Regions from separate parts of the Homo sapiens genome. Here region 2 is linked to region 1. The links are chromatin contacts, found by Hi-C or POLR2A ChIA-PET in ENCODE. All regions are on one chromosome and are shown on one strand. The core of a region is the stretch at or near the end of the contact, and the rest is flanking DNA. Distances in the headings are between cores, read along the strand shown. Region 1 holds the start of LINC02356 (long intergenic non-protein coding RNA 2356). Region 2 overlaps SH2B3 (SH2B adaptor protein 3).

Evidence for each region. A loop is a pair of places that touch in the nucleus more often than their neighbours do. ChIA-PET counts read pairs that join two places held with the same protein, here RNA polymerase II (POLR2A). Pooled maps may share reads with other maps.
Region 2: a pooled map shows a loop between it and region 1 (2.7-fold over the local background). The contact joins the enhancer-like site here to the promoter of LINC02356 in region 1. A Hi-C loop is called at or near these places in 5 of 37 single-sample maps with no recorded cell type and 11 of 50 pooled maps. POLR2A ChIA-PET finds 5 or more read pairs at or near these places in 7 of 52 experiments (AG04450, Caco-2, OCI-LY7 and 4 more).

The regions. Positions count from the first base shown.
Region 1 is chr12:111,366,404-111,371,704 of GRCh38, reverse strand. It overlaps LINC02356 (long intergenic non-protein coding RNA 2356), which reads right to left and starts at 2,444. Exons shown (of 4, transcript NR_187522.1): 1 at 2,385-2,444. It overlaps PHETA1 (PH domain containing endocytic trafficking adaptor 1), which reads left to right and starts at 2,610. Exons shown (of 3, transcript NM_144671.6): 1 at 2,610-2,793. RefSeq lists a silencer at 2,440-3,019.
Region 2 is chr12:111,427,902-111,433,202 of GRCh38, reverse strand. All of the region lies in intron 2 of SH2B3 (SH2B adaptor protein 3), which reads right to left. It overlaps LOC124903019 (a long non-coding RNA gene), which reads left to right. Exons shown (of 2, transcript XR_007063462.1): 2 at 1-719. Among named protein-coding and RNA genes, the nearest start is that of SH2B3, 25 kb to the right of the region's middle. RefSeq lists an enhancer at 2,160-2,469. Within about 2 kb of position 2,907, at least 12 of the 41 ENCODE cell types and tissues checked have a DNase peak (open chromatin) inside an H3K27ac peak, as active enhancers do; they include endothelial cell of umbilical vein, where a contact is called at or near this core.

The DNA of each region.
Region 1 (5,301 bases), core at 1,195-3,694:
TGAAATTAGCTAAGACTTTGGGGGACTGTTGGGAAGGCATGATTGGTTTTGAAATGTGAGGACGTGAGATTTGGAGGGGCCGGGGCAAAATGATATGGTTTGGCTGTGTCCCCACCAAAATCTGAACTTGATTTGTATCTCCCAGAATTCCCACGTGTTGTGAGTGGGACCCAAGAGGAGGTCATTGAGTCATGGGGGCCAGTCTTTCCTACGCTATTCTTATAATAGTGAATAAGTCTCACGAGATCTGAAGGGTTTATCAGGGGTTTCCGCTTTTGTTTCTTCCTCACTTTCTCTTGCCACTGCCATGTAAGAAGTGTCTTTCACCTCCCGCCATGATTCCAAGGCCTCCTCAGCCATGTGGAACTGTAAGTCCAATTAAACCTCTTTTTGTTCTCAGTTTCGGGTATGTCTTTATCAGCAGTGTGAAAACGGACTAATACATATATCCATTAAATATATATCTATACTTAACCACTTCTCTCCACCTCCACTGCTCCACTCTAAGCCACCACCATCACTTGCTTGGACTACTGCAGTAGTGTTCTCCCTGATCGCCTGGCTTCTACTATCATTCCCTGCCCATAGCAGTCAGGGACCATGTTAAATCTAACACAGACCATGTCCCTCCTCTGCTCAAAACCCTCCCATGGCTCCTCATTCTTCTTAGAGTAAAAGCAAAATCTTTCCTCTGGTCCTTAAGCCCCTAGGTCACCTGGCTTTCTGGCTTTGCCAATAATCTCTGATCTATTGTGTTTTTTTTTTTGTTTTTGTTTTTTTTTTGTTTGACAGAGTCTTGCTCTGTCACCCAGGCTGGAGTGCAGTGGTGCAATCTCAGCTCATTGCAACCTCTGCCTCCTGGGTTCAAGTGATTCTCCTGTCTCAGCCTCCCAAGTAACTGGGATTACAGGTGTACACCACCATGCCTGGCTAATTTTTTTTTTTTTTTTTTTTTGTATTTTTAGTAGAGACCGGGTTTCACCATGTTGGCTAGGCTGGTCTCGAACTCCTGACCTCAAGTGATCTACCTGCCTCGGCCTCCCAAAGTGCTGGGATTATAGGCGTGAGCCACTGCGCCCAGCCAGCTGACCTATTTTCCTACTATTCTTCCCATTGCTCACTTGGCTCCACTGGTCTCCTCGTTGTTCTTCAAACATGCCCAGGATGGCCCCATTTCAGGGCTTTTGCACTTGCTGTTCCCTCTGCCTGGGACCTCCTTCTCCCAGATAACCACATGGCTCCCTCCCTCATTCCTCCAGGTCTGTCCTCAGAGAGGCCTTCCCTGACCACCTTGTCTAAAAGCTGCACTTCCAGCTTGGGCAAGATAGCAAGACCCCCCCGATCTCTACAAAAAATTAAAAAAAATTAGCCGGGTGTGGTGGTACACACCTGTAGTCCCAACTACTTGGGAGGCTGAGGTGGGAGGCTCGGTTGAACCCAGGAGTTCAGGTTACAATGAGCTGTGATTGTGCCACTGCACCCCAACCTGGGTGACAAAAAAACACAAAAAACAAAAAACAAAAACAAAAAAACTGCACTCCCAGGCTTTCTGCCCCATTGCCTTAGCGTACAGTCCTAGCATGAATCACTTCCAGAACTCATTTGTGTTGTCTTGATTCCTGGCTGCACCTGCTTACCTGGTTCAGGTACAGTGCCTGGCACACAGTAGGCGCTTAGTGAGAGGCTGTACAATGGAGAGCTGACCCTGGTCTGTCCTGTTCTTCCTGCTTTCAGGCCAGGACTTAATAGTGATTGGGAGGTGGCGGGTGGTGGAGAAGAGGCGGCAGGAACAGGAAGGAAGGGTTCAAGGAGGTGGGCAGGGCAAAAACAACAGCAATTCCTATTTCTTGAGAGCTTTCTGTTGTGCCGTGCACTTTACATATCATGATGGTCTTTATTTTCCGGATGAGGAAACGGAGGCTTAGAGAAGTGAAATGATTTCTCTAAGCTCACACAGTGTTCAGTGGCCTAGTGCGACTCGAACTCAAGTCTGCCTAATTCCAGAACTTCCTCTCTTCACCTGGAGCCAGGGGAAGCTTGCGAGGCGCCCTGTCCGTATGGAACAGTGCTGTACGCAAATGTCCTGGATTCAGCTGTTTTTTCTGCCACTCACACATTTTTCAGGAATTAGAGCTATTTTTCTAATTTAACTGGGCATTAAATTTGCTAAACCTGGCAACCCAGGTTTAGCAAATATTTTTATTATTTGTAGAGATGGTGGTCTCCCTCTGCTGCCCAGGCTGGTCTTGAACTACTAGGCTCAGGCAATCCTCCTGCCTCGTCCTGGGGGGAGTTCGGACTTAAGCCTAGGACTTCAGCGAATGGCCCGCCCAGGACCCCCAAATGCTTTTGCAGGCTAATCCACGACCTGGGCCAGTCCTTACCTTTGGAATCGCAATGAGCTTCCCGGGCTCCAATCCGCTTTTCTGGGCTAGGGAACTGGGGAGTCGCGAGCCAGGAGCGGACCCTTTAAGAGTGATTTCGAGGGCGGGCTCACGGGGGCGTGCCGGTTCGGGGCCTGCCAATCGGGAGGTGGGAAGAACGCGGGGGCGGGCCCGGCGCGAGCAGGCTGGGAAGGGTTAAAGGGGCGCGCCCGTGGGTCGCGGACTGTCCGGTTGCTCCCGCCTCCTTCCGTCGGATCCGCGCTCTCCCGCGGCTGCGCCGGCCCGGCCGCCCAGGAGACAAAGCGCTGCCGCCGCCGTCGCCGCCACCGGGCCAGTCCCGAACCATGGCCGGGCCACCCCGCAACCTCGCGCCTCCCGTCCCGTCGCCGCCCTAGGCCTGCGCTGCGAGGTAAGGCGGGCCTGGCGGGGGGACATGCACGAGGACATGGGACCCGGGTCGGGCCGCCCTGGGCCTCGGGGTCCCCCGGCCACCTGGAGAGCGCGTTGCGGGGATCTTCCCCGCTGGGACTCCGCACCAGTGGTGACTTCTCCAGCTGCCGAGGCGAACTTGGCCAATGACCACCCTCCCCTCTCTCAGCCCATAGGGACGTCTGCCGCTGGTGGGGACTGCGGATAAGCCCCCCATTCTGCCGCTGATCACCCATCTGGGGCTCTGGCTGTCCTTTAAGGAACTTAAGAGAGCTCCCACGCACAACACACAAAGGGACAGAGAGCAGCCGGGAGCAGGGCCACACCTGGAGCAGCAGCCCCTGCCGTGGACAAGGGGGCTGCCTGTGTCTGGACGGCGGTGCTGGCGTGTCTCTGGGGTCCCTGCTGGGGCGGTGACGGCCAGGCTGCTCTTTAGTGTTCTTGGCACACATGTTTTTCAGCCTGTGCCTGCCACACCCTCTTCCCCACGCCCGCTGCTGGGGGACACTGAGGGCAGCTGGATTCAACCCCAGGACCTGCGGTACTGGCTTCTTTTCGTTGATGTGAGTGCCAAAATGCCATGCTTCAGTCTCCCAGGAGACCTGGGTTCCGGGGCCAGCTGTGCCCCTGGAGATCTTGGATGAATTATTTGCCTTTTTGACAGCTCTTTCCCTGAAAGCTCACTACCCACCAAGTATTTTGCAAAATGACTCTTCAGGAGTCAATTCACTCAGCCCTTAGAGGGATGGAAGTTAACGTCACCATTTTGCAGATGAGGCTGAGAAAAAACTCCGACTCACAGCAGCTAATATTTGCAATCCATTTCCCATAGTTTGCCAGTGGGTTTTCCTTCTTTTAGCTCATGAACCCTCGCCACACAGCCCAATTTAACAGATGAGGACACTGAGACTTGGAAAGGTGAAACGACTTGTCCAAGGTCCTCCAGCCTGGACCTGCGGAGGCAGGAACTTTGCCTTGGGAGCAGAGCTGGGCCAGGCTCCCTCCAGCTTCCTGTCTGGCCATGGGCTGTTGAATCAGCAGCAGTGCCCACAGTGGACTCTGAACTTCTTGGAAAACAGTGTGGGGAGATAAGGCAGGGGCCAGGCCTTCGCTCCAGGCAAGGCTGGCGCCTGTGCCCCTGCAGCTTCCTGTCTTCCCAGTTCTGGTGGAGGCAGGGGTCATGGGCAGAGCTGGGTCCTGTGCCTGCTGGTGACCTTGAACCAGTTTGGCCTCTATCTAGGCAGTCGGGGGAGGAGGGTTGCTGAGCAGGAGGGAAGTTGCTATTCCTTTGGCCTTGATGGGGTGGAGAGACCCCAAGATCAGCCCCTTTATTTGGGTGGCTTGCCTGGAGCATGTGATTCTGGGCACAGTTGTATGCCTCTAGCCAACTTATTGAATCTCCCTGTGTCCATTTCCACATCTGTGAATGTGGGGTGAGATCCCTTGTCTTGGGGCTGTTGAAAGGTTTCAGAAGATACTGCAGAATGAATCAAACAGCTGTGTGAGTACCTACTGCATGCCAGGCACTAGAATTCAGACCACAAACGCCCCTGCAGGCAGAAATGACCCAGGTATTAATTTCAGGTGGAGGCACAGGAGAGGGACTGGGGGGCCTCTTGTGCATAGGGTGGCCAGGGACCACCTCTCTGAGGAGGTGACAGCTAGGCTGAGACCAAAGGATGGGGAGCTGGCCTTGTGAAGACCTGCAGGCAGACAGCCGGGACCAAGTCTTGGAGGTGGGGATGTGTCTGGTGTATTTGAGGAACAGAAAGGAGGCCAGGATGGCTGGAGCTGAGTGAACAAGGGGGAAAGAGGTAGGGAAAGGGAACTTGGAAGCCAAGGGAGGCTTGGATTTTTTTTTTTTTTTTTTTGAGACAGAATCTCACTATGTCACCCCCCAAGTTCAAGGGGTCCTTCCATGTTAGCCTCCCAGATAGCTAGGACTAGAGGCTTGTATCACCATGCCCAGCTATTTTTTTTTCTATTTTTTATAGAGATAGGGTCTTGCTATGTTGTCCAGGCTGGTCTCTAACTCAAGCAATCCTACCCCCTCAGCCTCCCAAAGTGCCAGCATTACAGGTGTGAGCCACCGCACCCTGCCTAAGGATTTAATTTTATGCTGAGAGAAGTAGGGAGCCATGGGAGGGTTTAGAGCAGAGGAGGAGTGTGATTGGACTTAATTTTCACAGGATCCATCTGTGGGAAGTGGATTTCAGTGTGGCTCGGAGAAGAGCTTAGGAAGGAGGCTTGGATCTTACCTTGAGGAACATGGACAGGGAGGGGCAAGGAGACTTATGAGGAGGCTACAGCAGCCATCCCAGTGAATGGTGATGGGGCCTAGAATGGGGAGGTGGAGTGGACAGATTAGGCAACTGATTTGGAAGACGCTGGAGAGGGGGATCAACTGGACTTGATGTGCGATCAGATGCGGGGGTGAGAGGGAAACCAAGGGCCATTTGCTGAGATCGGAAGCACAACACAGGGATGT
Region 2 (5,301 bases), core at 1,658-4,157, 61 kb before region 1:
ATTTTTGATTTTTAGTAGAGACAGGGTTTCACCATGTTGGCCAGGCTGGTCTCAAACTCCTGACATCAAGTGATCCACCTGCCTTAGCCCCCCAAAGTGCTGGGATTACTGGCGTTAGCCACCGTGCCCAGCCCAATGTAATTAAACATAGAATTACTGTATGCCCCAGCAATTCCACTCCTAGATGTATCCCAAGAGAAATGAAAACACAGATCCACACAAAAACTTGTCCACGAATGTTCATAGCAGCATTATTCATAACAGCCAGAAAGTGGAGATAACCTGATGTCTATTAAGTGATAAACAAATAAGCAAAATGTGGCAAGTCCATACAATGGAGTATTTTTCAGCCATAAAAAGGAACAAAATACATGCTGTAACTTCGGTGAACCTGGAAAACATGATGCTAAGTGAAGGAAGCCAGACACAAAAGGCTGCATAGTCTGATTCCACATATGTGAAATGTCCAGAATAGGTAAATCCCTGGAGACAGAAAAGAGATGAGTGGTTGCCAGGGGCTGGGGAGGGAGGTATGGGGAGTGACTGTTCATGGGTACAAGGTTTCCTTTTTTGATGACGAAAATGTTCTAAAATTAGATTATGGTGAGGGTTGCACAACTCTGTAAATATACTAAAAACCAATGAATTATACGCTTTACACAAGCGAATTTTATGGTTTGTAAATTATATCTCAATAAAGCTTTGAGAGCAAGAACGGATCAGAAGTGCTCATAAAAGCCTTGACCCAGCACTCCCCTTCTAGGAACTGAGCAGAAGAAAATCATCAGAAGTGGGCACCAAGACTGACATAAGGTGTTCATCCCAGGGTCATCTATACCAGCAAAAAAGTTAAAAATGGGCTGGGCGCGGTGGCTGTAATCCCAGCACTTTGGGAGGCTGAGGCAGGCAGCTCACCTGAGGTCAGGAGTTCGAGACCAGCCTGGCCAACATGGTGAAACCCCGTCTCTACTAAAAATACAAAAATTAGCCGGGCGTGGTGGCACATGCCTGTAATCCTGGCTACTCGGGAGCCTGAGGCACGAGAATCGCTTGAACCTAGGAGGTGGAAAAAAAAAAAAAAAAGAATACAGAAAAATGTTCAGGACACAAAGTGAAAAAAGCAGGTGACCAAATAGTATGAGGAATGCCAGGCCCGCAAAGGCTGAAGCTTTTGTCCACAAGCTCCTGCCTGCAAGGGGCTCCAGACAGAATTGTGCAAAAAGTAATCCCTTCCCAGCAATTGCTGAAGGAATTGGAATTTGGAGGCGGAGGCAAAGTTAAAGACAGAGAAGAGGCTGGGTGTGGTGGTGGCTCACGCCTGTAAATCCCAGAACTTTGGGAGACCTAGGCGGGAGGACTGTTGAGCCTAGGAGTTTAAGACCAGCCTAGGCAACATAGTGAGAGTTTGTCTCTACAAAAAAACTTAAAAATTAGCAGGGCATGGTGTCCTGCTAATGTCTATGCTAATAGCAGCATTAAATAGTCCCAGCTACTTGGGAGGCTAAGGTGGGAAGATCACCTTGAGCCCAGGAGGTTGAGGATGCAATGAGCCGAGATGGCGCCACTGCTCTCTAGTCTGGGGGACAGAGCAGTGTCCCCCAGTCTCAAAAACAAAACAAAAATGACAATAATGACATCTACCAAAATGGAAATGCTGGTTCTCTCTGGGTAGTGAGATTGTGGGAGGTTTTTCTGTTACTGTTTTTTTTTTTCTTTAAATAGTTTCTGCCATGAGCTTTATTAATTGAAAAAGCAAAATAAAAAACATTAGGAACTCAGACATGGAGGCCCTCGGCAAGTTAAAGACAGTTTCCTAGATTACATGGGGTACCCAGATGAAGACAGGGCAGGGCCCCCTTCCAGGTGGTTCCCTAGAGAGAGGTTTCTCTCTCCTCCTACAGTGGTGCCCCTGTGTGTAGAGCTGAGGTTGGGGTTCGAGTCAGGCATGGGGTGGGGGGTCCCAGGCAGCAGCCACAGCGAGGGAGGTCCAGAGGCCAGGTGGCCCTTAATCGCCCCGATGTACACTGTCACCCAGTGGTTCCAGAGGCCAAACAGTGGGCGGGGGCCACAGCCTCCTCCTCAACTCAGAGGGGAGATAGGAAAAAGGGGGTATGGGGCCCCAGAAAGGAAGCTGAGGTGGCCCCTCCTGCACTGGGAGAGGAAGCCCCCCCCGCCACCCACCCCCGGCCGGCACTCGGAGACCTCTTCTAGCGCAATCAGTTTCCTTTTCCATTCACAAAGAACTGGGTGGGGGATTTCCAGCAGCGCCAATGGGGCCAGCCAGGGGTTGCTGTGGGGAGCAGCCAGGCTGCTGCCCATCCCGGGGAGGGACCCTGGGGACCCACCTGTGGGATCTGGTGGCCTCCTTCCCCTTTTTCTGCCCTTCAGGGTAGGAACACATCATGCCAGCTACTCCCTGAGCCTGCAGTTGGCTCAAAACAACCCACTAAGGCAAGTGCTGGCATCCCATTTTCTGTAATGAGCCACTGAGGCGCAGAGAGGCCAAGTTCTTGGCCCAGAGCCACACAGCAAGGATACAAGAGCCAAGATCTGAACCTGACCCTGTCCATCTGCCCTTCTCCAGCGTCCACCCTTCGCCCCTGGACCCTGACCCTGAACCTCCAAGCCCACAGCCCTGACCCCACAATGGTCTCATCTCAATACCAGCCTCGAAAACAAACAAAACAAAAAAATACCACACCAACTTCCAAGAAGCCAGTAAGAGCAGCCAGGCCTGGTAAGCAGGACGGGGTGGGGATGGACCATAATAACTTAATTACCTCCCCCCTTGTTGGATTCAGGGCACTTTCTAGGCTGTGGATTCGCAGAATTTGAGCTGAAAGGAAGCGCCCCGATACCATCTGCCCCCGTGGTTTCAGCGCGGTCGGGGGTTTCTTCTAAGCGGCAAAGCACTTTTTCAAAAACGATTTTGCATGGAACCCCAATAAGGGGGCAGATGGGGCGGCAGTGTGTGTGGCTGGGGCCGCAGGAGCCCTGCCCAACCCCCTCCGCCTTCCCCATCACTCCCAGAAGGCCACTGCAGGCACCCACTTCATAGCTCAGAGAGGACTGGGACCTACCTGGGTCACATGGCAGCCCAGGACAGAGTGAGGATGGGACCTCCGTTCCTACCCCAGGAGCCTCTGCCGCTGGTCCCCCAGGAGACGTGGGCCCAGGAAAAAACCGGCTTCTTAAGCCTGTGTGCCCGCCAGGACCTGAGCTCTGCCTGCCTGCCAAGACCAGGGCTCAGTCTGCCCTGCTTGCCGGGATACAGGCTCGTTCTGACGGTGGAGGGTGGGTGCTTTCTCTCTGCCTGTTCTGGGGCCTAAACACAAACCCCCTGCCCCTGGTGCCCCCCGGCCTTGGCAGACCCACCAGGGACTCTCATTTCCTGCCTTGGCCACCTACCAGCTCTGGGGCCTCGGGCAAGTTTCTGGACCTCTCTGTGCCTAGTTTTCTTGGCTGTGAAATGGCTTCATCACTGTCCCCACCTCCGGGGTTTGTGATAAGGATTCCATGGGATGTGGCGGACACAGTGCCTGTCACATGAAAACCAATTAATAAAAATGGGCCGGGCGCGGTAGCTCACGCCTGTAATCCTAGCACTTTGGGAGGCCGAGGCAGATGGACAGCCTGAGGTCAGGAGTTCGAGACCAGCCTGGCCAACATGGCGAAACCGCGTCTCTACTAATAATACAGAAAAATTAGCGGAGTGTGGTGGTGGGCGCCTGTAATCCCAGCTACTCGGGAGGCTGAGGCAGGAGAATTGCTTGAACCCTGGAGGCGGTGGTTGCAGTGAGCCAAAATCACACCACTCTGCTCTAACCTGGGCGACAGAGCGAGACTCTGTCTCTAAATAAATAAATAATAAATAAAAATGACAACGCCAGTGATGCCTGCAGCAGCAAAGCCTTGCAGGCCCCAGCGAACACTGGCTGTGTTGGGCACAGCTCTAGGTGCTTCCCAGACAGCACTCAGTTGATCCTGGGGCCAGAGCCATCATTCAGCTATTTTTACTTGAGTAAACTGAGGCACAGGGAGGGCAAAGTGCCTTCCCCCGGGTCACAGGCTCAGAAGGGCAGGGGCAGGCCAGGGCCGCGCCTGTCAGAGCCCGAGGCGGCTTCCTGCCGTCCCTCCTCCTCCTCCTCCTCCTCTTCCTCCTCCTCCTCCTCCTCCTCCTCCTCCTCGCACTCCTGCCCCGAGAGGAAACCGCCAGGCCTCCGGCGGACGTCCCTTTCTTTCTGCTTCCCCTTTCCCACACCCGGAGGCATGGGGGTGGCTCCTGCATCCCCGCCCAGGCTCTGGGCCCAGAGCCCGACTCCTGTGGCCTCCCCGGGTCTCAGTTTCCTCCTCTGTAAAGGAGGTGTGAGGGCGGTGCCACCTGGAAGAATCACGGCAAGGACGGACGGGCACGGCCCTCCTGTGCCCAGGCAGGGTCACAGCCCACCCAGAGGGAGCTGCCCACCTGTGCCTCTGCCTCCCCTGCAGACCCAGGCACACCCAGGAACTGAGGCCCCCAAGGGATGGGTCACTCATCAGACACCCGGGCTCCTGTGCTATCTCTTGGGGGGACTTTGTGCTCCCAAAATCAAGGTCAGAGTGGCCTTGTTCCAGGGCTTCTGGGTGCCCCAAATGTCTCCTGCCAGAAGGGTGGGCCCGAGGCTGCCCCTCACCTGCCCTATCAGTGCTTACCGTAGCCTGCCCCCCATGACACTTCCCATTTTACAGAAAACTGAGGCCCAGCAAGGCCAAGTCACACACCAGGGACACCTGGCTCGAAAGGGGATGAGTGGGGATGGCTCTGAAGCACATTTACCCCCGAGTCGCAGCCACTCCTACCCAGACCACTGCCTCCTGGGCACTCAGGCCTGTGATGCAGCGGGGGGCTCAGGGCTGAGGGCTAAGTCCCCCTGAGGCATCCCCCAGCCCCTCTTCTACCACTTCTCCAAGCTGGGCATCAGAGGCCATGGGTGGGATGTGCCAGGCAGAGTCCTCTGTGCCAGGTGAGGGGCGCTGGCCAGCCCCCTCCAGGCCTCGGTGTTGGCATCTATAAAATGGTGGCATTGGATAAAATGGCCACAGGAGCTTTTCCTAGTCCAAGAGCCCAAAACAGGTGCCCCCACCCATGCAGGGCCCTAGTTAACAGTGCCATCAATAATACTGACAGTAAGTCCTTCTAAGGACTCACTGCTCACAGGGGCAGCCAACTGCCCAGGTTCCAAGCCCCTCTCAGCCACAGGGGCTGTGAGACCTTGGGAAAGCCACCTAAGCTCTCTCAGACCTAGTCTCCCCATCTGTGAA